Linked DNA regions of Mus musculus: region 1 is linked to region 2. A link is a loop called in an ENCODE intact Hi-C map of the cell type or tissue named here. Cell type or tissue: left cerebral cortex. All regions are shown on one strand. Each heading gives the region's core, and the rest is flanking DNA. Links, peaks and the distances in the headings are about the cores only.

Evidence for each region. Peaks named below come from ENCODE experiments on the same cell type or tissue, not always from the same donor. Only the 100,000 strongest peaks of a DNase experiment are listed, where the experiment ranks them.
Region 1: a loop joins it to region 2, with 3.0 times the contacts of the local background. A loop is called at or near these places in 3 of 42 quality-filtered maps.

The regions. Positions count from the first base shown.
Region 1 is chr9:27,502,851-27,514,790 of GRCm38, reverse strand. No RefSeq gene overlaps it. Among named protein-coding and RNA genes, the nearest start is that of Gm30791, 10 kb to the left of the region's middle. In left cerebral cortex, for the core only: a CTCF peak has its summit at 6,027; DNase peaks (open chromatin) are centred at 3,405, 4,866 and 5,471; H3K27ac peaks cover 1,050 bases.
Region 2 is chr9:27,446,730-27,458,669 of GRCm38, reverse strand. No RefSeq gene overlaps it. Among named protein-coding and RNA genes, the nearest start is that of Spata19, 56 kb to the right of the region's middle. In left cerebral cortex, for the core only: no CTCF peak of the experiment used is centred there; DNase peaks (open chromatin) are centred at 4,195 and 5,567; H3K27ac peaks cover 1,772 bases.

The sequences.
Region 1 (11,940 bases), core at 1,607-9,606, 57 kb before region 2:
TGAAGACCTATGGCGGGCTTGAAAATTGCTGCGAGTTGATCATGGCTCTCACAAGAGAAGGAGAGCAGTTAGCAATTAGCTCAGTTTCAGCGTTCTAGAGAGCAAGCATACAAAAACATCATATTGTTTTGATAAACATACATGTATTATTTGTCAGTGATTTAAATAATTAAATAATCCACCCTATCAAATATTTACAAAAGCATTTAACATTCCAGCAAAAGACCCACCTCACAGCACTTCCTCTGCCGTGGTGATGGTGAGCCGAGGATGGTGAATTAGCATAAGCCCAGATGAGGATAGCCTGGAGCAGAAGCCCCAGCCAACCAAGGATGGCATGTGGATCCTTCGAGAATGAATGTTCATTGGTGCAAAACAGCAAGATTAATGCTGGTTTGTTCTCAGGTGGCAAAACCTAGCCTATGCTGCTGGCTGAGCTAATCAGTGGAGAGTTTCTCTGCGGACTGGGAACTTGAGAGGCTTAACTTTGTCTGGGCTCTGCTCAGGATCTGAAACTCTTTTTCTGAATGCCAATTTTCTTAGGAAGGAATCATCTGCTGCTTTTGGAGGAGGATGGGTTTCCTGGATCAGGGAGTGGGATAAGAGGTTCCCCAAACTTTCACTTGGTCCTTCTTTACTTTCAGATCAAGTCCATGCCTCTCTGCAAGCTTCCCAGTTTCTGCTAGGGAGGAGCAGAGCAACCACACAGCTTCACACACAGGGTGGAGGGGAAGCTGGGTCTCCAGTGCTTTTGAGCAAGCAAAGCTTTTCAGCCTCAAGGCTGCCAAGGTAGCTATATTCAAGGCCTGGCACTTTTCAGTTTGTTTTTCATTTGTTTACTGTCCCCTCAAACACAGACACAGACACAGACACACACACACAGACACACACACACACACACACACACGCACACGCACACGCACATGCACATATGCACTCATATACATATGCATGCACACACACACATATACCATGCACAGGCACATGTGTATACACACACATACAGATACCATACACAGTACACACATAACCCCATACACATACATATACACATACACACAGAGACACACACACCACAGATACACACACTGTATGGTGCTACCAGTCTTTCATCTTCTATTTGTTCTCTAGCTATTAATATTGATGTTCACCTCTTACATGCTATTCTCTCTTTCCTTGACTATTTGTTTATTACTAATATTCCTTCCTTGTAAAAAATCCCATAGCATCATTACAGTAACAAAAACATGTGTGTTTGTGACTCCATATTTTATCAAAATTCTTCTACTAGATACTAATTCCATTTGAAATTCACAACCTTACTTGTTGCCATGAGGGAACTCAGCTTATTTATCAGTCAATTTATAAGTATTTACTGTGAAATTCATATGCTATATGGAAGATAGTGTCACAAGAACAAGTGGAAGCCAATCACCTCTCTCTGTCTCTCTCTTACTCCTCTCCAGCCACCGAGTTCCCACAATCCAGAAGTCATAACCTCTGTTATTCACCTCTGCAGGCCAGAGTCAGCTGAGGAACGATTATCTCATCATCGGGGAATGTTTGAAATATATAGCATATCCAGCCCTCAAAAACCATGCCCGAGTCTTGTGAAGGATGGCTAATGTTTTAGACAAGTAAACAATACGGGTTATATCCATGGGGTATATAGTAATGAACTCAAGCTGATTTCATTTTAACAGGAGAAGTTTTTTGAAACAAAGCACCGAGGCTCAGAGAGATTAAACAAATGGTCAAATATGATGAAGCCTGTGGTATTACTTCAACACAAAATGGATTGACATGGTCCTTGATGTTACTGTGTCCTTGCTTAGTAATACCCATACTAGGTCTGAGAAGAGTTTCAGTAGTCCAGACCCCTGGTTAGCTACTGGCATGAGGCATAAGACATACATGCCAATCCCTTTATCCAGATACAACAGCCCATGAATCTTGAGGTTGTCATTGGCTTCCACCATGGAGTTCTGTGGAAGAGGTGGGATGTCAGGATGGTGGCCTGCCCCCATCATCTACAAGGCAGTGCTTTCAGTCTCAGGAACCCCAGGATAGTCCTTGCTGCTCCATAGGAATCATTTAACCCACCAAGCCTGACTTACCTGGTATGAGTTCTAATAGAAAACTGGAGACTGGGCAATTTACAATAAAAAGAAACTGGTGTCTTCATAACATTAGAGGCTAAGGATTCAAGCACAAGGTGTTGGCTTCGGCTGAGCACCTCTCCTGTATTAAAACACAGACTTGCTCACCGATGCAACAATGATTAAGGGACTGGGGATGTGGCTCAGAAGCAGAGAGCCTGAGGAGGGAGCAGAAGGCCGTGAGTTTGATTCCCAGCACTGAGAAAGTAGGCTATGAGAGTTGGTCATAACAATCAGTCATGAGAGCTCTGCCCTCAAGGAAGGCCTCATGCCGTCATAGACCTGTTGAGAGGATACAACCACCACCACCCTCTTTTCCACACTCTATTCTAACATGATAACACACCAAGATGCCCTTACCAGATAGGACCCCTTGATCTGAGACTCAACCACCAGGCGTATGTACCAAATTCATTTCTGTTCTTTACAAAACACCCAGCCTGTAGTATCATGTTACTCTAGCCCAAGATGAGTTAGCGTCTTTCTGAATATCTTCTTCTACATTCCCCAAACACAGGGTGAGGGACAGAAAGTGCAAAGGATTAAGTCTGAGATACATGTGACATCTACTTGGGTGTCCCCTCTATGCTACCACCTCACAACTCCAAGTCACATTGTCCAAACCGATAGAACTTTCCCAACCAATGACAGCTTGGGACTAGCTCAGGGTCAAGTGTCACAAAGCTAGTCCTGAGATTGGATCCTACTCACCACTTCTTACTATATGTGTACAGTTCCCATAGACTGCATTTTAAATTGTACTACACACTTCCTCTAGTTTGTTTCTTCTATGTCCCCTGCCCACCTTACTAGCTGAAAGTCCCTAGAAGCAATGATATAACCCAAATAAGGCTAGGGGTCAGGGAGCGGGAGGAGACGGGAAACTAGAAGTTGTATAGTCACCAACCTAATAAGATGTGTTGAACATCTAAACTTAAAAGAGCTGTAAAAGTCAAATCAACCAATATGCCATCCTCAGAACAGATGACTGTAGCAACACTAAGAGATGGTATAGTAACCAGGCAACCTTGAATATGAAGGAGAGAACTTGAAGGTCACAACAGAATCCTATGCAGATGCTGGCAGATGAGAGAGTAGGAGGCACTTGAGGTGATGGAGAGAGAAAGGGGTTGTATGGCACTCCTATGCTTTGCAGAGGAACATGGCTATGCTGGGTTTGCTCACATGGTTCACTCCAGTGCATCTGAAGGAACCACCTCCCATATGGTTCCAGCTTAGAGGACAGGAAGCAGCCTTCCAACCTGCCTGAACTCGCAGATGGGAGTGGGAGGGTGAGTCAGAAGCAGGCAAGGAGCTGGAGTGCAGGCAAATGATGGAGTCTTCAAATCAGATTGAAAACCTCCACTCCAGAGGTCTGATTACCAGGTCTGTGAAGGCTCATCCACTAACTTATAATGTCTGATGAGTTTCAGGCTTCCACTTCCGATCCTGGTTGGAATTAACCATCAGTAGCAGATGTTTTCTTCCACCAGGAAGGGAAATCACAGTAAATGTGCATTTTAAAGTGGCCGAAGGGATACCATTGCCTCTGCCTCTCCACTTAGGTTCAGAATTTTTGGTAAAGTCCCCAACCCAATGATTACCTATAAAAATAGTAAATTTCAGGTGTCAGATTGTAAGATGAACACCTAGGAAAATAATGAAGATTATTTTAGTACCTCACCAGGGAAGACAGGTATGTGTGAACTGAGTGGAGAGATTTGGACTCTGTATGGAAGAGTACCATCCACTCAGTAGGAATAAACCAAATATAGAATGTGAACTGATCTCTAAGAGCTGGGTAGACCTTCCTCTGCCGCCCTGGACAGCAGAACTTCAGGCACGTGTGGATTTCACAACTCTACCAGTGGCTTCCCATCCCAACCCCTTGTTCTTCCTTTTTGACAATAAGCATTATATTGGCTAGTGTTTGTCACCTTGACACAAACTAACGTCATTTGGGGAAATGGAACCAAATCAGATAATTGCCTGGACCAATTGACCTATGGCGTATGCAGGGAAACATTGTCTTAATTGCTAATTAACATAGGAGGTCCCTGGTCACTGAGGGCAGTGATCTTCCTAGGCAGACTCATCTGGGCTTTGCATGAAAAGGAGTTGTCCTCATGGAGAACAAGCCAGTAAGTAATTTTCCCCCATGGTCTCTGCTTCAGCCCCTGTCTCCAGGTTTCCTGGTTTCCTTTGGTGATGAACTGTAACCTGTAAGACAATAAAGCCCTGATCCCCCAATTTGGTTTTGCTCCATGTATTATCATAGTAACTAAGGTTCTTAAGCCTTTGGTTTTCTGAGCCAGGCTTCCAGCATCCCCATGTCTCTAGCTCACAGATACCCTGTCATGGGACTTAGCCATCATAATCATGTGAGCCACATCCCTCAATAAATTGCTTCTCATATATCTATAAACATATATCACCCATCTGTCTCTGAGGAGTCCTGATTGATATACTGGTGGTCATCGTTTGAAAGAGTCATGACTACTCTGGTTCCCTTCAATCGATGGAAAGGTCAGACAGGTTCAACCAATGTGAGAGAGGACTGAAGGTAGAGGCGGGGAGACCAACAGGGAAGAAGCGCAGGTTCTTCTGAGACAGGAGTTCTCTAGCTGAAGACTTTATTCCAGGCGGCAGTTCAACCACTTCATAGAAGTTGACCTACTTAGTTCCCGTGAGAACAGCTGGGAAGGGATTCGCAGACAAGAATGCTGAACAGGGCTCAGAGCGCTGGAGTGGCTGACAAAGCAACAGAGCCATTGCGGTGAATTGCACTTGAGCTCAGGTCTCTATGAAACACCAAGTTCTGAAACCCAAACCATATTTATGGCAATCAAACGGCCTCACTCTTCCTCTTGGTGAGAATACAACTTAACCGTTAGAAAATGGCCTAAAATACAGAATTACAGAGCCTCTAAGATGTCACTCTAAGCCAACTCTTTCTGCCATTATATTAAGCCAACTCTTTCTGCCATTATAGAAAGTTAAAATATAATGGGCAAAAGTTTGGTTTCTCATTCTCTCTCTCTCTCTCTCTCTCTCTCTCTCTCTCTCTCTCTCTCTCTCTGTCTCTCTCTCTCTCTCTCTTTCTCCCCCCTCTGTTCTTCCCTCCTGTAGTGAGTGAAGTCACTCCATTTTTGCCAACTCATTTCCCCCCCCCACCCCCACCTCTTCACTCTCTTGCCTTCTGATCTTCAGCAATGTATTCATGTATTCATTTAAAAGTTCTGTCTCTGCTAAAGCCGGTGCCGCTTGTAATTGCTGGCGGCCAAAAGCTGTTCTGTTTTTTCTGGCTGAGAGTACTAGGCAATCATCAGCTGTAATTATTTCGAGTCTTGTTACAGATGGAACTTCGAGGTTTTCAGTCTTAAACAGAATTCATTATTCAAATGTCTCCAGAATTGACAGGAAGGGGTTCAGGGCAAGGCTTTGGTGAACTTAGGAACTATAGAAGGTCCAGAAGAGAAGGGCTGTCTGCTTCGTCAGGCATCCTGGTGGCTACATGGAACCTCACATGCTCCTGTCATCATCTCAGCCTTGGACTCCAGGTCCTTCCTTTTAAGTTAGCTGTTTCTACACCAGGAATGATGCAGAAACACCACTGACCTTCCCAGCTCCAAACCCACACCACCTTATGTACTTGTAACTCCAAGAGGTACACTGACTTCCTTCATTAGAACCCTTGTACCTTAGCCACGTGCTTCCTGGAAACAGAACTCGGTTGAGAAACTGCATGACCCGAGACCTCTGAGAGAAAAGCAAATCTGTGTACCATCAGCATCCTAGCAACAGATTCCAATCCAACTTGAGACACTTGTAGGAGTGGTTACCTGTTTCCTCCGGAGTGTCCTACAGGCTGTGTGAAGTATTGCTCTCACTCCCCAATCAGCTCTACAGACTTAGGGGGCACACTGCCTTAAGAGTGGATAACGGGGGGCAGAAAGGTCTCTTCTTAGGCTGGCATGCAGCTCAGTGGTACAGTGCTTGCCCAGCATGCATAAGGCCTACAGCGATCCCCCAGGAATGTAAAAGAAAAGTGTTTAAGGTGTCTCTCTGAGACTAGGGTGATGGCTTGTTCACTAAAGAGTTTGCTGAGCAAACATGAAGACCAGAGTTTGTATCCCCTGTGTTCACAAAGGAGGACGAGGAAGGAAAGGGGAGGGAGAGAGAGGGAGGGGAGGAAGAGGGAGGGGAGGAAGAGGGAGGGGAGGGAGAGGAAAAGGAGGAGGAGTGGAGGAGGAGGGGGGAGGAGGAGAAGGAGGAGAACAAAGAAAAGAAAGGAAAGGAGGAATAGAATTGAAGACCCAGAAATGAACCCACACACCTATGGTCACTTGATCTTCGACAAGGGAGCTAAAACCATCCAGTGGAAAAAAGACAGCATTTTCAACAAATGGTGCTGGCACAACTGGTTGTTATCATGTAGAAGAATGCGAATCGACCCATTCCTCTCTCCTTGTACTAAGGTCAAATCTAAATGGATCAAGGAACTCCACATAAAACCAGAGACACTGAAACTTATAGAGGAGAAAGTGGGGAAAAGTCTCGAAGATATGGGCACAGGGAAAAAATTCCTGAATAGAACAGCAATGGCTTGTGCTTTAAGATCGAGGATTGACAAATGGGGCCTCATGAAACAGCAAAGCTTCTGCAAGGCAAAAGACACCGTCAATAAGACAAAAAGGCCACCAACAGATTGGGAAAGGATCTTTACCTATCTAAATCAGATAGGGGACTAATATCCAATATATATAAAGAACTCAAGAGGGTGGACTCCAGAAAATCAAATAGCCCCCTTAAAAGATGGGGCTCAGAGCTGAACAAAGAATTCTCACCCGAGGAATACCGAAAGGCTGAGAAACACCTGAAAAAATGTTCAACATCCTTAATCATCAGAGAAATGCAAATCAAAACAACCCTGAGATTCCATCTCACACCAGTCAGAATGGCTAAAATCAAAAATTCAGGTGACAGCAGATGCTGGCGAGGATGTGGAGAAAGAGGAACACTCCTCCATTGTTGGTGGGATTGCAAGCTTGTACAACCACTCTGGAAATCAGTCTGGCGGTTCCTCAGAAAATTGGGCATAGTACTACCGGAGGATCCCGCAATACCTCTCCTGGGCATATATCCAGAAGATGTCCCAACCGGTAAGAAGGACACATGCTCCACTATGTTCATAGCAGCCTTATTTATAATAGCCAGAAGCTGGAAAGAACCCAGATGTCCCTCAACAGAGGAATGGATACAAAAAAATGTGGTACATTTACACAATGGAGTACTACTCAGCTATTAAAAAGAATGAATTCACGAAATTCCTAGCCAAATGGTTGGACCTGGAGGGCATCATCCTGAGTGAGGTAACCCAATCACAAAAGAACTCAAATGAAATGTACTCACTGATAAGTGGATATTAACCCAGAAACTTAGTATAGCGAGATATAAGGTACAATATGTAAAACATATGAAACTGAAGAAGAATGAAGACCAAAGTGTGGACACTTTGCTCATTCTTAGAATTGGAAACAATCACCCATGGAAGGAGTTACAGAGACAAAGTTTGGAGCTGAGACAAAAGGATGGTCCATCTAGAGACTGCCATATCCAGGGATCCATCCCATAATTAGCCTCCAAGCGATGACACCATTGCATACACTAGCAAGCCTTTGTTGCAAGGATGGTGATATAGCTGTCCCTTGTGAGACTAGGCCGGGGCCTAGCAAACACAGAAGTGGATGATCACAGTCAACTATTGGATGGATCACAGGTCCCCCAATGGAGGAGCTAGAGAAAGCATCCAAGGAGCTAAAAAGATCTGCAACCCTATCGGAGAAACAACATTATGAACTAACCAGAACCCCAGAGCTCTTGACTCTAGCTGCATATGTATCAAAAGATGACCTAGTCGGCCATCACTGGAAAGAGAGGCCCATTGGTCAGGCAAAAGTTATATGCCCCAGTACAGGGGAATGCCAGGGCCAAAAAATGGGAATGGGTGGGTAGGGGAGTGGGGGGAGGAGGCTTTTGGGATAGCATTGGAAATGTAATTGAAGAAAATACGTAATAAAAAAAAAAGAAAAAAGAAAAAGAAAACAAAAAAAAAAAACAAAAAAAACAAAACAAAAAACAAAAACAACAACAAAAAAAAAGAAGTTAAAAAAAAAAAGAAAGAAAGGAAAGGAAAAGCTAGGCACAGTAGTTTGTCTGTAATCCCAGGTTGACTGTATAGGTATTAAAAACAAAAACAAAAACAAAAGCAGATGCCTAGATCTTGGTGGACCACTAGCCCTAGAGAGTCAGAGAGACAAAAATCTATCTTCCTACTGACTACAATGAACTCACCTTCAAAAAGTGAATGAATGGAAAGGTATATCCAACAAAACAGACTTACTAAAGTTAATCAGAGGAGATAATAAAGGGTGCTTCATTCTAATTAAGGGCACAATTACCCAAGAAAGTATTACAATGCTAAATCTACATGCACCAAACTCTGGCACACACACTTTCATAAAAAGCATAGTCCTGGAATTAAAGACAAGGACTAACTCCAATTTAGTAATAATAGTTGGTTTCAATACTTCACTTTATCCAATAGACCTGTCATTTTGGCAAAAATAAGCAGAAAAGTATCAGAACAAAGTGACATACCTCAAATGGACCTAACAGGTAGCTATAAAATATTTCACCCAAAGACCAAAGAATATACAATATACTCAACAGTCATAAAATGTTTCTCTAAAACAGACCACATCCAGCAACACAAGACAAACCTTAACAAATTAAAAAACCTTGAAATAACTCCATGTATCCTATCTGAGCACAGTTCGATAAAGCTTAAGATCAACAGTAAATGAATGTCTAGCAATTTCACAAACTTATGGAGATGAAACAACACTTTGTTGAATGATGAATGGACTAAAAAGGAAATCAAGTATTTTTAAAATCAAGAATTAAATGAAAATAAAAACACAACAAAACAAAACCTCTGGGACATGTTTAAAAAAATAATCAGTCAGAAAGGGAAATTGATAGGTCTAAGCACTTGCTTTAAAACATTAGAAAGAGCACAAATAAATAATGATGCCACACAAGAATTTGGAAAAACAAGTCCAAATTGAGTAGATCACAAGAAATAATAAAAATTGAAGCCGAAATTAATAAGATAAAAGCAAAGAAGGCAAAGAATTAACACATCTAGGAGCTTGTTGCTAGAGAAGAAAAATAAGATTGACAGACCCTTAGTCCAACTAACCGAAAGAAAGAAGGCGAGAACCAAATTTAACAGAATTGGAGATGAATCAGGAAACTCTAGACAGGAAAAACATTCAGAATATTATAAGGGAGTACTTTAAAAACCTGGGCTCCACTAAGTTAGAAAAATCTAAAAGAATTGGAAGAATTTCCAGATTTATCCAAACCATCAGAGTTAAACCAAGAAGAAATCAACAACTTAAACAGATCAACGCAAATAAGAAAATTGAAACAGTTATAAAAAGGTTCCAATTCCTAAAATGTCCAGGGGCTAGAGAGATGGCTCAGGGACTAAGAGCACTGACAGATCTTGCAGAGTACCTGGGCTCAATTTCCAACACCCACATGGCAGTGTACAACTGTCTGAAACTCCAGTTACAGGGGACCTACCACCTTCTCATAAACATACGTGCAGGTAAAAACACCAATACACATAAAATAAAGATAACATAACATGTTAAAAAAAGAAAAAGAAAAATCCTGGCTCAGATGAGTTCACAGCAGACACCAGATTTTCAGACTTTCAGAGAACTGCAACTAATACCCTTTAAATTATTCAAAAAATAGTGACCCTCTGGCCTCCCCATGCATGTATACAAACATGTATACACATGGGCACATGTATGTACACACACACACACACACACCAAAACAACCCAGTAAGTCTCTCCATCTCCCCTGATTTTTTTTTCTAACACTTATATTCTTCTCACTCACCCACCCCCTTCCTCCAGCTCTCTTCCAGAGTCCTCCTTTCTCCTCCTGACTCTCCTTTCCTAGAGTCCTCCTTTGCCCTCCTCCCTGTCTCTCCTCTCCTGCCTCTTTTCTTTCTCCTGTCCCTTATTTACTGTGGCTTTCAGCACTCCTGTCACTTTCCCTACACATATTTCCATACACTCCTGCTAACTCCTTTCTTAAAATCACACAGGGACCTGAGAGGGGTCCTTGACCCAGCAGAGCCCTGTAGAGAGAATCTCTTGTATACTGTATGGAAACATCACCTGTCAATAAAAAGCTGATTGGCCAATGAGCTGAGGCAGGAAATAGGAGGTGGGAGTTCCAGTAGTGAGAGAGAACTCTGGAATAGAGTCAAATATGGGAGGAGATTCAATAGATGCATGGAACTGAGAAAAGGTAGCCAGCCATGTGGCACTCATAGAATAGAAGGAACAGGTTAATGAAGTTATGAGCTAGTCAGGGAACAAGCCCAAGCTTATGGCTTAGGCATTTGTTCATATGTATTTAAGTCTCAATTTCATGATTTAGGAAACTGGGGCATGGGTGGAAAAGCTCACGGATACAGGGCCCCTCACCAAGAGTAGAACTAGAACAGTGGTAGAAGTCCACAAGGGCAGGAGAAAGCAGCAACAGGGAAGGAACAGCAGACACCGATAGCTATGTAGACTCAACAGCACAGGAGCCCGGGTAAAGCCCTTACCTCTTCCCCAGTAAGAGCTGCACAGCCTTTCATAGTCTCTTCCTCTGTGTTTTCAACTTGCCTCAGCCAGCTTGCATTGCCTCACCTTGGCACAGCTCAGGTTGACCCTACTGTTTGCTAGGTGACTTTTGGGTGAAGGAGTGGGCAAGGAAAGTACTGAGGAGGCCAGGAACACAGTAGCATGCTCATCTGCAACCTGACTGGGCAAGGCACTAAGGCAGAGCCTGCTTCCTTCAACACTTCACCATCTGTGTGCTCTAACCAAGGAGTAAGGTCCACAGAGACCCGCACAGCTCTAAGTAAAGCCGGAAGTCTGGAACTTGGGGCTCCTGTGTACACCTCTCCTCCCTGACAGATGATACTGTGAAGGTAGTGAACAGTGAATGGTTGGTAGTAGATGCCAGCTGTGAAAACAGCTGTTCTCATCAGAAAGAAGAGGGGTGAAGATCTATTGATAAACTTCAGTGTATAAAGCATGATCAAAGAGCAGACCTCATAGGATATATTTTGTTGCAAGAATCTTGTAGATATTCACATTTTACCTGCAAAGAAACTGAGTTTGAAAGGAGAGCTGGCTGCTAAACCTGACAGGAGTAAAATGTGGAAGCTGGATTATTGGCATCTTTGCACTCACGTATCTTTGCACCCAATAAACTGCCATTCATGGGTGTTCCTTAGCCAGAAGCAAATGTGTAGCAGCTGACATTACAGCTCCACATGTGGACCTCACAGCGCTGTGAGGCAGTTGATATCTAAGTTGGCTAATGTGATCGCTTCTCACAGTAGGTATACAAGTGTATGGAATGACCTGCACATGTGAGAATAAATATGTCCCAGAGTAATACATGCCATAAGTTCAGAGGATTCTGTGGCCTGGATGTTTGAACAAGCATCTTAATCATTTAAGGGGTTCTAATGGGATATCACAAACTAGCATTTTATCTCAGAATTCTGAAAGCCTCAAAGTTCAGGATGAAGTCATTATGACATCTGACTCATGGATGAGGCTTTCTTCTTGCCACCTCATGAGGCAGAGGGGGTGAGGCAGTAACCAGGAGCTTTTACCAGTAAAGTCTCCAT
Region 2 (11,940 bases), core at 2,181-10,180:
CTCTATCAAGTACATCAAATTTGAACTTATTGCTGAAACCACATCTTTGAATACAAAGCTCAAGGATCAGGGCCGCATGTACATTTTACTAATGAATATTTATAGGGCCACCCACAGAGTGCACAATCTTATACAAGCCACTCTATTTATATGATGGCTATTTGGGAAAACCAATGTGGTCTTAGAAAGAGACATGCTGTAGGTAGGATGCCTTTTTATCTCTCTCTAGGGGAGGGTGAAAGCCTTCATGGATATTTGCTCTTCTTCACTTCTGTTATTTTAAAGTTTTATTTATTTTAAAAATAGTTACAGCCTAGCCAGGTAAATATATTGCTATAAATCCCATTTAACTTCTTCCCCCCTCACTGGAATAGGCTCATAAAAGACAACAGAAACCTGCAGAAAATTCAATGAGGGAATAAGATTGTCAATACAGTGTGTGTATTTGGAAATAAAATGGCACAATCAGGTATAAAGAAGAGCCCACATTGGAGTTAATAAAAATCAGTCTCGAAGAAGCCTGCATCTAAGTAATCTTATCTTTTAATAACGAGAAAACTTGCTGGGGTTCTTCCTTCGGTGTCTGTTAAGAGTTTGCCAGCCACATGCAGAGATAGAAAAGACGGAGAGGGGAGAGCCCATCTTGTCTCTGAGCCCCATCCATGGGGATGGAAGACCCCAGGCACAGGGCACCTCACTCTGCTGCACGCACCCCAGCATCCCCATACTCTGCTTACCACTCCAGAATGTGAATGAGCCAGTGTCATAGAAGAGAATGAATATCAGGCACTGTTGTGATGCAAATCATGAAATGCGCTTAATGAATGGTAGCTATACTTGGTTAACAGATGCCTTTAAATATTCAAATGAAAAAAATAGTAAAACTGATCTCCAGAGCCTCATAAGACTATCTGAACTATTATATTTTCATGTCTCTAAGAAGCTATTGACTGTAAGACACATTATTCATCTAATAGCTTTCCTGGGGGAAAAGGAAAACATGATCATATTGAATATTATATACAATTTATATATGGTAATATTTTTGCTTCAATTGTCAGCTAGCCACAATCTAGAGTCACCAAGGAAAGGGAGTCTCAATTAGGGACTGACTAGATTAACTTGGCCCCTGGGCATGCCTTGGATAGATTTTCTTTACTGTGTCGAATGAAGCTAGAAGACCACCTTGAATGTGAGTAGCACCATTTTGGGTCTTGGGCTTTGGATTGCAATGACGAGAAGAGGTCCCTGAGCACCAGCAGGCAGGCATTGATTTATTACTCCCTGCCCTTGACTACAGACGTAATGTGGCGAGCTGCCTCAAGTTCCTGCCATCAAGGATGGACTATAACCTGATACTGTGAGCCAAAGAATCCCTTCATCCTAGCAACAGGAAATGAAACAAAGACATGGATATCAAGACACACATTTATTTTAGAAACACTGAAACGTGAGAAAGCATATCTTGTAGATGAAAACTACTACAGAATAAATGCTTTGTTTGAAGAGTATCCTTATATTCATTCTCTAATTTTTCACCAAGCTTTCATAAGTTTGCATTAATTATTATTTCCATTTTGCAGATGAAAAGAACCAAGCCTCTGAGATGGTATATAATTATCTGGAGAGAGCACAGCAAATAAGGCAATACTTATAGCTCTTTGCTGGTAAGTGTACTAGTCTTTCTGCCATCCTATGCTGTCTTCCTGTCATAAAATGCTAGAAGCTTTTGGCTTAAATATGTTGCTGAGCACAAGTGAAGGACACATATATTCAGATCCTGATACAGTAGAGTCTTCTTAGCTGCTTTCAAAAGCTCTTCATTCTTAATGACGATCATCTTCATCCCAAGCTAAAGTCATTCCCTCTTCTTGCAGAGGGCTGGTGGGATAATAAAGATGCAGCTGACTCCCAGTACAGAGAAGGTGGAGCTTGAAGGTTTGGCTTGATCCTGGGTAGCTGGCTCATTGGTATTTGCTTGTCACTTATCTCAGAACACCTCCTTTAGAGATCACCGTGGTGATCTGGCTGCTTAACTACCTGTGGTCTGCTGAGAATCTTTCCAAATCCTTGGTACAATGAACGTGCAACATCCCTAGAGTTTTACTTCGCTAGACTGCAGTCACCCATCCCTGCACTGTCTTAGGTTTGCAAGATGCTTTCTCCATCAAGTAGACTGGGGAAAATTGATCTGTTGTCAGAGTTTAGCTGAAACTTGTTATGACTTAGAAGGCTCTGGGAAGCTCAGCAAAGCTGAGCTGGGATATGCTTGACTAGCAGACATGGGCCTTGGTGGTAGCATCTGGGTATGGAATGGAGGGTGCTAGGGGATATCTGACATCTGCCAGTGCTACCAGCCAGCAGAAAATGTGTAAACAGAACACCCTTCCTCTAGAACAATTACACCCCAAACCACATCACGAGAAGAAAGAGTTCAGGGTCACCTCCTTCTCTCCAGTGTATGTCACACATTAAACTAAAGGCAGGGGAGACTGGCAAGGCCTCCCAGTCACTGAAAGGATTCTGTCTGGGGCCTAGGGCATCCAAATTCTATTTTTGCCTCAATTAGTGCTAAAGAATAAATAAGGTTATCCATTTGTGCATTTATATTATTCATCAGCAAACTACAAGTTTTGAGACTACTTTGTGCTTTAAGACCTCGTGCTGCTCCTAATCACACTTGGAGAGGGGAAAACCCTGACTGTGGATATTGAGAGGAGCACAGAGGCTTGGCGGTGACCCTGAATCAATGAAGGTTCCAAAGCTACACCAAAGTGGCCTCTGTAAAACCCAGACCCCTGATCCCCCATCACCAGTGGGCACGGTGTAAGACCTCAAGAGGGAAGGGAAGCATCTCTTTAAGTCTCATTTTGCTGCATCTCTACATAATTTTTGAGTAGAATGATGCTTAGAACATGAGAAAGTTGAGTCCGGTCATGGTCATTTGAAACAACAGTGAGACCCTCCACCTGTCAGAAGGGCTGTTATCAGAAAAGGACTGGGGGTGCTGAGGAGGGCAAGCTTGGCAGGCTGCTGATGGGAATGTGCATTGGCATTGCTGTTACTGCTACAGCAGAAGCTCCTCCAAATGTCCCAACCAAAGCTAGCTCAGAGAAGACATTACATTCAAGGAGCCACAGCAAGCACAGAAGGACAAGCACTGTGAGACCTCGCTGAAGTCTGGAATCTAAAGCAGTGGACATCAAAGAAGCCCGGAGTGGCATGGTAGCTGCCAAAAACAAGAGCAGAGGAGAAGTGTGGAGACACTGGTCAACGTTCAGACTTTGTCCTAAGATGAGAATTTAAGATGTAACACAAAGGAGAAAGGATACAGCGAGTGATTTGATTGCAGTGACCCTGTCATGGTGTGTACATATAAAACCTTAAATACATACAGTTTTATTTATCAGCTGAATATTTTTAATTAATTTTCAGTGCATTGACTATAAAGAATACCTAAGCTGTGAGACTGGAGAAATGAAACAGTAATCAACAGGGCATATTGCTGCTCTGGAGAACCATAATTTTGTTCTCAGCACCCCTGTTGGAAGGCACACAACTGCCAGGCACTCCTTCTCCAGGGGATCCATGTGTTCTCTTCTGGCCTCACCAGCGCAGACCCACACAGAGAAAACACACAAAATTAAAATAAAATCTAAAGGGCATGATGGTGAACATCTATAACCCTAACACAGGTGAGGCAGAGGTAGGAGAATTGCCACGAGTTCAAGGCTAGCCTACGTGACAAAACAAAACAAAACAAAACAAAACAAAACAGAGGAAGAAAGAAAAGAAAACCTAAACATGGGATTTCTAGAAAAAAAAAAAACAAACAAAAACAAAAAACCCCACCTTTTCTCAACCCCTCATAGAACAAAGTAGTTAGCTGCTAATGTGATCCTTAGCTCTATTCAGAGGACAGAAAAAGCATAACTAATGAACTCCACAGCCCTTACCCCCACCCGATCACACACACACATTATCAGGACACTTGGATTTTACTCTTCAATGGGCTCCTTCCTCTTCTGTAAAAAGAAAGCAGATGTCCTCCAGGCAATTTTTCTCTAAAGGACCTCAGAAAGCAGCATCTGCTGCAGGCTCTGCCCGCCCTTCCAGACGCTTCTGAAGATGAGGGAATTTCCTTCCTTCCTGGGCCACCCCTCCCTGAGTCTCCACCCACAGAGCCAAGCTTGCCTGGTCTGCTCCACCACAGAGCATGAGGACAGATCTGATATACATAAATCAACATATTACTCATTTTCTAGCACTGCCTTTGACAGCTGTTACATGAGCACATTGTTAGAAACTGTCAAGCAATGATACACAGTGCCTTTTACAACATATGTTGACTTTTATCTAATGTAGTTCCATAATTAGCCCCGGGGAAAGCGAAGCCAAGCATCCACCTGGCTGTGTGATCTCAGTTAACCTTTGCTGTGCTCTGAGGAACGTTACCAGGGTCAGGGTAGAGCCAGGGCAGCTGCAGCCCAGGGCTCAGGAGAGGCCAGAGTTTGGGGCTGCCAAGAGAAGACACACTTCCTTTACTTTCCTACCATCCGGTCCAGGAGAAGTAAGTCAGCAGCCAGAGCCTCCGGGAACCGGAGTGCTGGCCGGATCTGGGTGAGCTCTGGAGCCACATTAGGAAAACATCTCCCTGGAACTGGGTCACACAACATAAAAGAACTTCGAGGAGAAAGCTGAGTGTCACTTCAAGCATTATTCTTGGTGTTGTACTGTTTTTCTTTTAGAAAATAAAGATGAAAGTTGCAAACTACACATGCAAAAGAGGAGATAAAAAGCACATGTCACGGCAGGCTCCAGCAACAGGTGACTACATCACAATATGGCAGGTGACCTTGGGGCAATAGTCTAGACTCTAGTTCTGGATCCCTGGTGCACTTGCTAAGTATCCATGAAAGGCCCTCCATTTCCATAAATGTGTTCTGTGTCATTAAGGTTGAGTGACACGGGTGTTGTTCTTCATGGCCTCTTCAGCACCCTGGACAGTGTCTAGATCACTACATACTTGGGGAATCATATACACATGTATGTTCACCTGTATGTGCATGTCAGGAGATGCACTTATGTGCACCCATTTGTGGAGAGGCCAAAGGTGTATCCCTCCATCATGCTCTCTTATTCTTTGAGATAGGCTCTTTCACTGAGCCTGGTATTCACTGTTTCAGCTAGATTGGATGGCCAGGTGACCCTCCAGGAATCCTATGTCCTCTGCCTCTGAGATCTAGGACCACAGGCTCCTGCCACAATTCCTGACATTTTATACAGGTGCTGAAGATATGAATTCAAGTCCTTATGCCTGTATAGCCAGCATTTTGCTGCCATTTTCCAAGCAAGTAATGTTTTAATACATGAGTTCCTGTATGGAGTGTTCTAATGAGGAATAAATGAAAAGACACAAATACATTCAGTGGAAAGAAAATCGGTGCCCAGATATGGGTTATCTGATTTAATTTTTCATGTCTGCTTTGGGAGGCAGTCAGGAATAGAGCTCTGACTACTATGGAGGCAACACATCAGAATAAATCTGAGGGAATCTGAAAGCATAATGGGAACCAAAAACATGAGCGTTTTCTAAATATTCATTTAAGACAGCTGAAGACACATGGCATGTTCTACACAGACATGCCAAATCAAAACAGGGAAAGGCAGATGAACGCTTTGCAGATGCTCCCCTGTTCTTATGCTGTGCTTACAAATCCTGCTGAGCCACCCCTGAGTATCAGTCTTGCCTCCACCTCTGTGAATCCAGAGCCCCTCGGGGAGCAAGATGCCTGCTGTCTAGGGATGCAGCCTACACCTCTTTGGATTTGATCCCAGGATATTTATCCTGAAGTCAGGACACTGAGTGTGGCCTGTCCAGTGGTAAAGCAGGTCCAGAAAGCAACAATAAGGTAAGAATTGCTACATATGGAAGGAGAGGGTAAAGAACAGGGCTAAATAGACCATAGAGTAGACAGTCGGGGCTGGATAAAGAGATGTCCCAAAGAAAGAAGAAAAGTGAGAGGGAAAGTGATCCTAGATGATAAGAGAAGAAAACCTCACCAGCATTCATGATATGGAAAGTTCAAGAAAGATATGAATGAGAAATAACTCAGTATGTGTGCCAGCTAATAAAGGTTGGGTAACTTTACTGAAACATGTGAAGAAAATTATAGAGCAATATAATGAAAAGTCTATAGGCAGGTAACACATGGTTGAAAAAAATTTATATATACTGCAGAAACTCGATGATGGAAGACAAAAGCCCTATGGGACAGAGTCCAAGCAGTGATGGGTTCAGGACTTAGTGGTGGGTTAAATGGAATGGGAGGACACTGGGGTGTGGTCTACAGATGGGAGCATGGAGCTAACATAGCACTAGGCTATATCTGCTCTTTCCGATCCAAGGCAGAGAAGAGTGAGAGGGACTCAGGGCTGGGGATCACACCGGGAATATACTTCAATGTCAGAGTCTAGGTTATCCCATAAAATCTGAGGAGGCTCTAACATGATGGCCCAGGAACCAAGGCAACAGTGCACTGGACAGGTGGCACAGTGGAACAGCAGGAATGGAGAGAAGGACTTAGTGTGGAAAGCATAAAGATCACTCATCCACTAAGACTATCCTTTCACTGTAACCGAGAGAGGGGGAGAGTTGTCTGTCCACCTGTCTGCTGTAGTATGGCTATGCCCTTAATTCAGTTTGCTGGCTTTCGTGGATTTTGAGAACATGAGGTCTGAGCCACGTGAAAGTGGTTCAAAGATGAAGCCAACAACATCTCCAGTTCATAATCTGTTAGTTTGTTCAGCATCAGTCTCCTCATCTGTGAAATGGAGAAATTGATAGCACATACCCAGTGGTTTCAAGTATATTAAAAGAGCTGACACTTGCCAGTGGCCAGTGGGACATTAACTCGCAATGAGTGTTACCCATGGAACTGCTATATTATTAAAGCACACTGCTGCATCAGGTCAGAGGAACATTTTCAAACAATGAGAATGAAATATGTGTCCTGAGAAGCACAAGTCACCAGTGAATGGATAAAACTTGCTTACCTTCAGACACTCAACAATTAAGCAATCCAGGAGTTAGAAACCAAATCACCTCTCTCTAGCAAGCAAGGAATCTTGGGATTCCCAGGACTGATGAACACATTCCAATGAGCCTCCTCCCTCACTTGCTTCAGAGCCTGTGAGTAGGACTTCAGTCTTGTGATTAGATTAGCAAGCCCTCAGCTCCTAGTTAATCAAAAGGAAGCTATATGGGGCAGGCCTGACCAAATGAAAGGTACCTTTAGAATAAGGCCAAGGGTGAGAGAGGCAATTTCTTTGTGGTCTTGAAAATCCACAATCCCCACAGCTGCTAGAAAATGCATTCTGCCCAAAGCCCCAGGGCTCAAAAGAGAGCCTCAAGTCTTAGAGGGGACCATAGTCTAAACCACCACCCTATGACATTGAGCAAAGGACGCTTTTAAACTACCCAAGACTTTGGCCATACAAACAATAACATGGTGTTTGATTAAAACACCAAAATGTGGTGGTAACTTATCAGCAACAGAAAATACTCAGTGTTAATAAAAATGCAGAAAACAAGGATTTTTCCACTAATCTGGGCAGAGTACTTGGGTTAGTTTGGAAAGCAGTTTGACATTATCTATTAATGTTCAGGATGACCATGTATTAGATGGATTAGATGGATTACAAGGATGATCTGAAGAAGAATGCTCCTGGCAACAAAAGTCAACAGTAAAGGAAACCACAATCCATGTCCATCATAAGAATAAATAGGGGAATTATTCAACAAAGAAATTGAGCAAACTGCAGGTATGAAGAATATGAATGAATCATATATATATATATATATATATATATATATATACATATATATGTGTGTATATATATGCAAAGAATCAAGATTTGAGAGAGCTCAAGCTCTCTGTTAGCAAACAGGCAAAACTACACAGAAACATTAAATATGGGGAACTAAAGGCAAAGCAATAATTTTCATAAACTCTGAGATAGGGATTATCTCTTTCTTCGGGTGAGGGATTGTGTTCAGGAATGAAAAACAGGACCTTGTCAGTCTGGCAACGTTTGCTTTATAATTACCTTTCACACAGGTGTTTGCTGTATAATTTATCTGATTGTCCAGTCACATTATGGGCACGTGACTCTGAATGAAGAATGTATCTTATAATAAATGGGAAAGGACAGGAAAACCTCCAAATGGCAAGTCTCAGTTTACCTAAGAAACCTGCCGGACAAAGTCCCGTGACACAGACTGGAGGCTCCCCTGTGTCACTCCACAGACTGGAGCCTCAGATGACAGTTGAGCTGCGGGGACCCTAGGCTGGAGGCTCAGAGTGGTTCCCCCACTGCTCACAGTGCCTACTGAGCCATCAGCTTCATGACACCTGTGCCTGCTGGCAGCTGCAGTGGGGAGGGGCTCTGTCAGGAGCAGTCACTGGCAGCAGGCTAATAATAAGATTCATTTCTTTGAGACTCACAAGACGCGATCTAGGGAGAGCAGAGAATGCTAAAGCTGCCTGTCATGGTTCTGGGGGCAGGTTATTTATTTTTATTTTTTAAGGTCAATTGTTTCGGGTCACTACACTTATTAGAAAGGGATCGGTGGGAAAAGACCGTGTGCTGCTGCTGAAAGCCTAAAGGTGGGGGAGGGGAAGACCTCTATTCATCAATCATGCCTGGATTCTCTCTTCTAGCTATGCCCAATCAGGTGGAGACAGCATCAAGACCTGCAGTCATTACTGAACCTGGAGCATGAAGAGAAACCCGACTCCCATACAAAGATGGGGATTCCTGAGACTCATTCTTTACTTCAGTCCATAGCAGAGGTTTCTTTCTCTCTTCCTTCTTCATCACTGAGCCTGTTTTCTATTGCCATGTGATAAATTGCCATACTGGCTGGCTGCATACAGCATAAGCACAAAGTCTCTGTACATCAGAAGTCTGGGCATGGCTGGGTTCAAGACCCTACTGGAGCTCAAGCATTGTCAAGGCCTGAGGTTCTCATCTGAGGCTGAGTAGAATCTACTCCCATCACCCATGGGTGCAGCTGAACTCAGTTGTAGGGCCAAGGTTCTGGATTCTTGGCAGATGACATGTGGAAGCAATCCACAGTTCTAGTGGCCCCACACACCCTTTATCTACCTTCCAGGTCAGCAGGAGAGAAGTCCTGTGTGTGTCTGATATCTTCATGCTGTTAACTCTCAAATGCACACATGTGTGAGGGTGAGTGTATGTGTGTGTGTATGTGTGTGGGTGTGTGTGAATTCTGCTATCATAGGACTCAAGTGTTTAGCTCTGATCCACCTGAACTATAACCTTAAGATAAGGTCAACTCAATGTTCAATGTACAACTGCCAAACATCCGCATACCAGTACCTGGATTAATGTTTTGACTAACTGGAAAAATATGGATATACCAGAGACCGGGAATCTTAGAATTCTGCTTCCATCAATCATCAAACAGCAGTATTATTCTTCTGAACACAGAATTCAGGGGGATGCAAACAGATCAATGTGCACAAAGAGATGAAGAATGTCCAGGACTGCTCCAGCAGTGGGGATATTATTAATTATCTGAGTTGAGTACAATGGCTAGTCTTCACTCATTCAACAAACACATTAGGTGCTCTGGAAGTTACATAGACAAATAAATACAGATCCTTCAGTGTCATTTACAGTTTCAAAATGAGCAATCATACAATCATCATCCATTTAACAGATAGCTAGTGGAGGTCTCTAATGAGTGGGTGCTAAATACTGAAGGTCTTAATGACTAACATGTGTGATATACAGTCCTGCATGTACATAAAAGAGGTATGAGTCTCATAGGAATTCAGAGGGAAACGACAGCTTTCCAAGGTAGGAAAACTGAGCAAAGACATTTTCCAGCAGAAGAGACCCTCAAGTGTGGCCTTATTAAGAACTGGGATACAAGAGGTATAGCTTGCTGGTTAGAGAAACTGGTACAAACAGAATCACAGGGCTGAGAAGAAACAGAGAATTTGGATAGAAATAAGAAGCTCACTTTGAGAGGTGACAAGGGATAAGAAAGTGCATTGCTCAGGATAAGAATATAAAGAAAGATGGCACGCATTTTGAAGGATCTGGAAGTGCTCTGAAGAGCATTTACAGGATATGGCATGCCCAAAGGTTCACTCTCAGGAGGTCAATTTAATAACATCATTCATTTACTCCTTCAATATTTACTGAAAATCCAGTAAGTAAACTCGGGCACTGTTTGTAGAATACAAGTTAAAAATCCCTGACTTCATGGTATTTTCATTTTAAGACAGGAGACAATAAACAAGAAGAGTACTAAATAAATGAATTAAGTAAGACAATTTCAGATAGTAATAAGTGATGTAGATGACAAAATAAAGTAAGATAGGACAATCGAGATGCGAAAGCCATTTTAAGTTGGATGGTGAGAGGAGGCTTCTCTGAGCAAGTGCTATGAGCGTACCTGTGTCCTGGAGGCAGCCGGGCAGGAACACTTCCAGGGGAGTCTCTGGGCCAGAGAATGGGATGATGCTATTGTGAAAATGTATGTGAGCAAAGCAAGCAGCCAGCATCGTATACTTGTGTAAGTGAAGGGGTTTGGAAGAATATTAAAAGAGAAGCCATTGGCACCCAGTAGTACAGGACTTTAGAGGTCTTTAAAGATAGTTTGGATTGTGTTGTATCCTTGATGTAATGAGGCATTCATGGAAGTGTCTGCATCAGATGGAGAGCCAAAATGACCCAATCAGTGAATCTAAAATGTAGACTCTTAAGAAAACAAGAAAAAGAGCACTTCTCTAGGAAATGAAAGGCCAAGTCCACGGTGCTTTCCAAAGCCTAGTGCCATAAAGCCACCAGCAAAACTGCCCTTACACAACACTTATACTCCTCCATGTCACTGCTTTGAATTCCAAGCTATCTGATTTCAAATTTTTAAAACCCAACCAAACAATGAATATGTTAAACTTCTGATTAAAAGAGCAAGAGCCAGTGTGATTGTTCAGAGCATGGATTCCACAAGACTGTGTTAACACTAATAGTCTAATGAGCAGTGAGTGCCATTGTGGAGCAGGTATTGGAGGTGGGAGTTGCTTGTTTGGTTTTGTTTTTAATTCAGTCCACTTTATCAATTATTTCTCTTCTGGGTTATTTTTTTAATGTTGCATCAAAAAAAATTACCAGGACTAAGGTTATCTAATTTTTCTGTGTTGTCTACCAGGACTTTTATTGGTTTCCATGCCGTATTTAGGTCTATGATTCTTTAAAGTTAGTGTTTGCAAATAGGTTATGTCTGTGTCTTGGCTTCCTTTTGTACATGAGAGGTAAAAGTTCCCATACCATTTCTTGTATTTATATGAGACAGTGTCTGGGCTCTCTGTTCTATTCCAGCAATGTGTGTTCTTTCTCCAGTGACTGACTGTTCTGGTCACTGTGCCTTTACAAGTCTTGAGGTTGGGAAATACCAGCCTCTAATAATGTTCTTTTCCCTCAGTCCTGTGTTGGCCATTCTAGGTTTTGTGCCTTTCCACATGCAGGTTGGAACTGACTTATCAATAGCAAAACAACTTCCTTGGATTTTTATTGAAATTACATTGTTATAGATTATGTTGGGAAGATCCAACACCTTGAAATCCTGAATTCTCCTGTCCATGAACCTAGAGAAGCACTCTCTGTTAGCTTGTCTATAAAATCTTTTATCAGAGCTTCATAGTTTTCTTCATGAATATTTCTCACATGTTTTCCTAGATTTATACCTAAGTAGTTCTTTTGGGAAAGTGTTGATGTGAATTATAACATATTTTAAATTTAAAATTCTTCTTTTTCCAGCTTTGGGTTCACTTTTCTTTTTGCTAAAATTTGTTCTTAAATATATTCATGAGGGCTTATGGGTAAACATTTCTATTGTCTAGA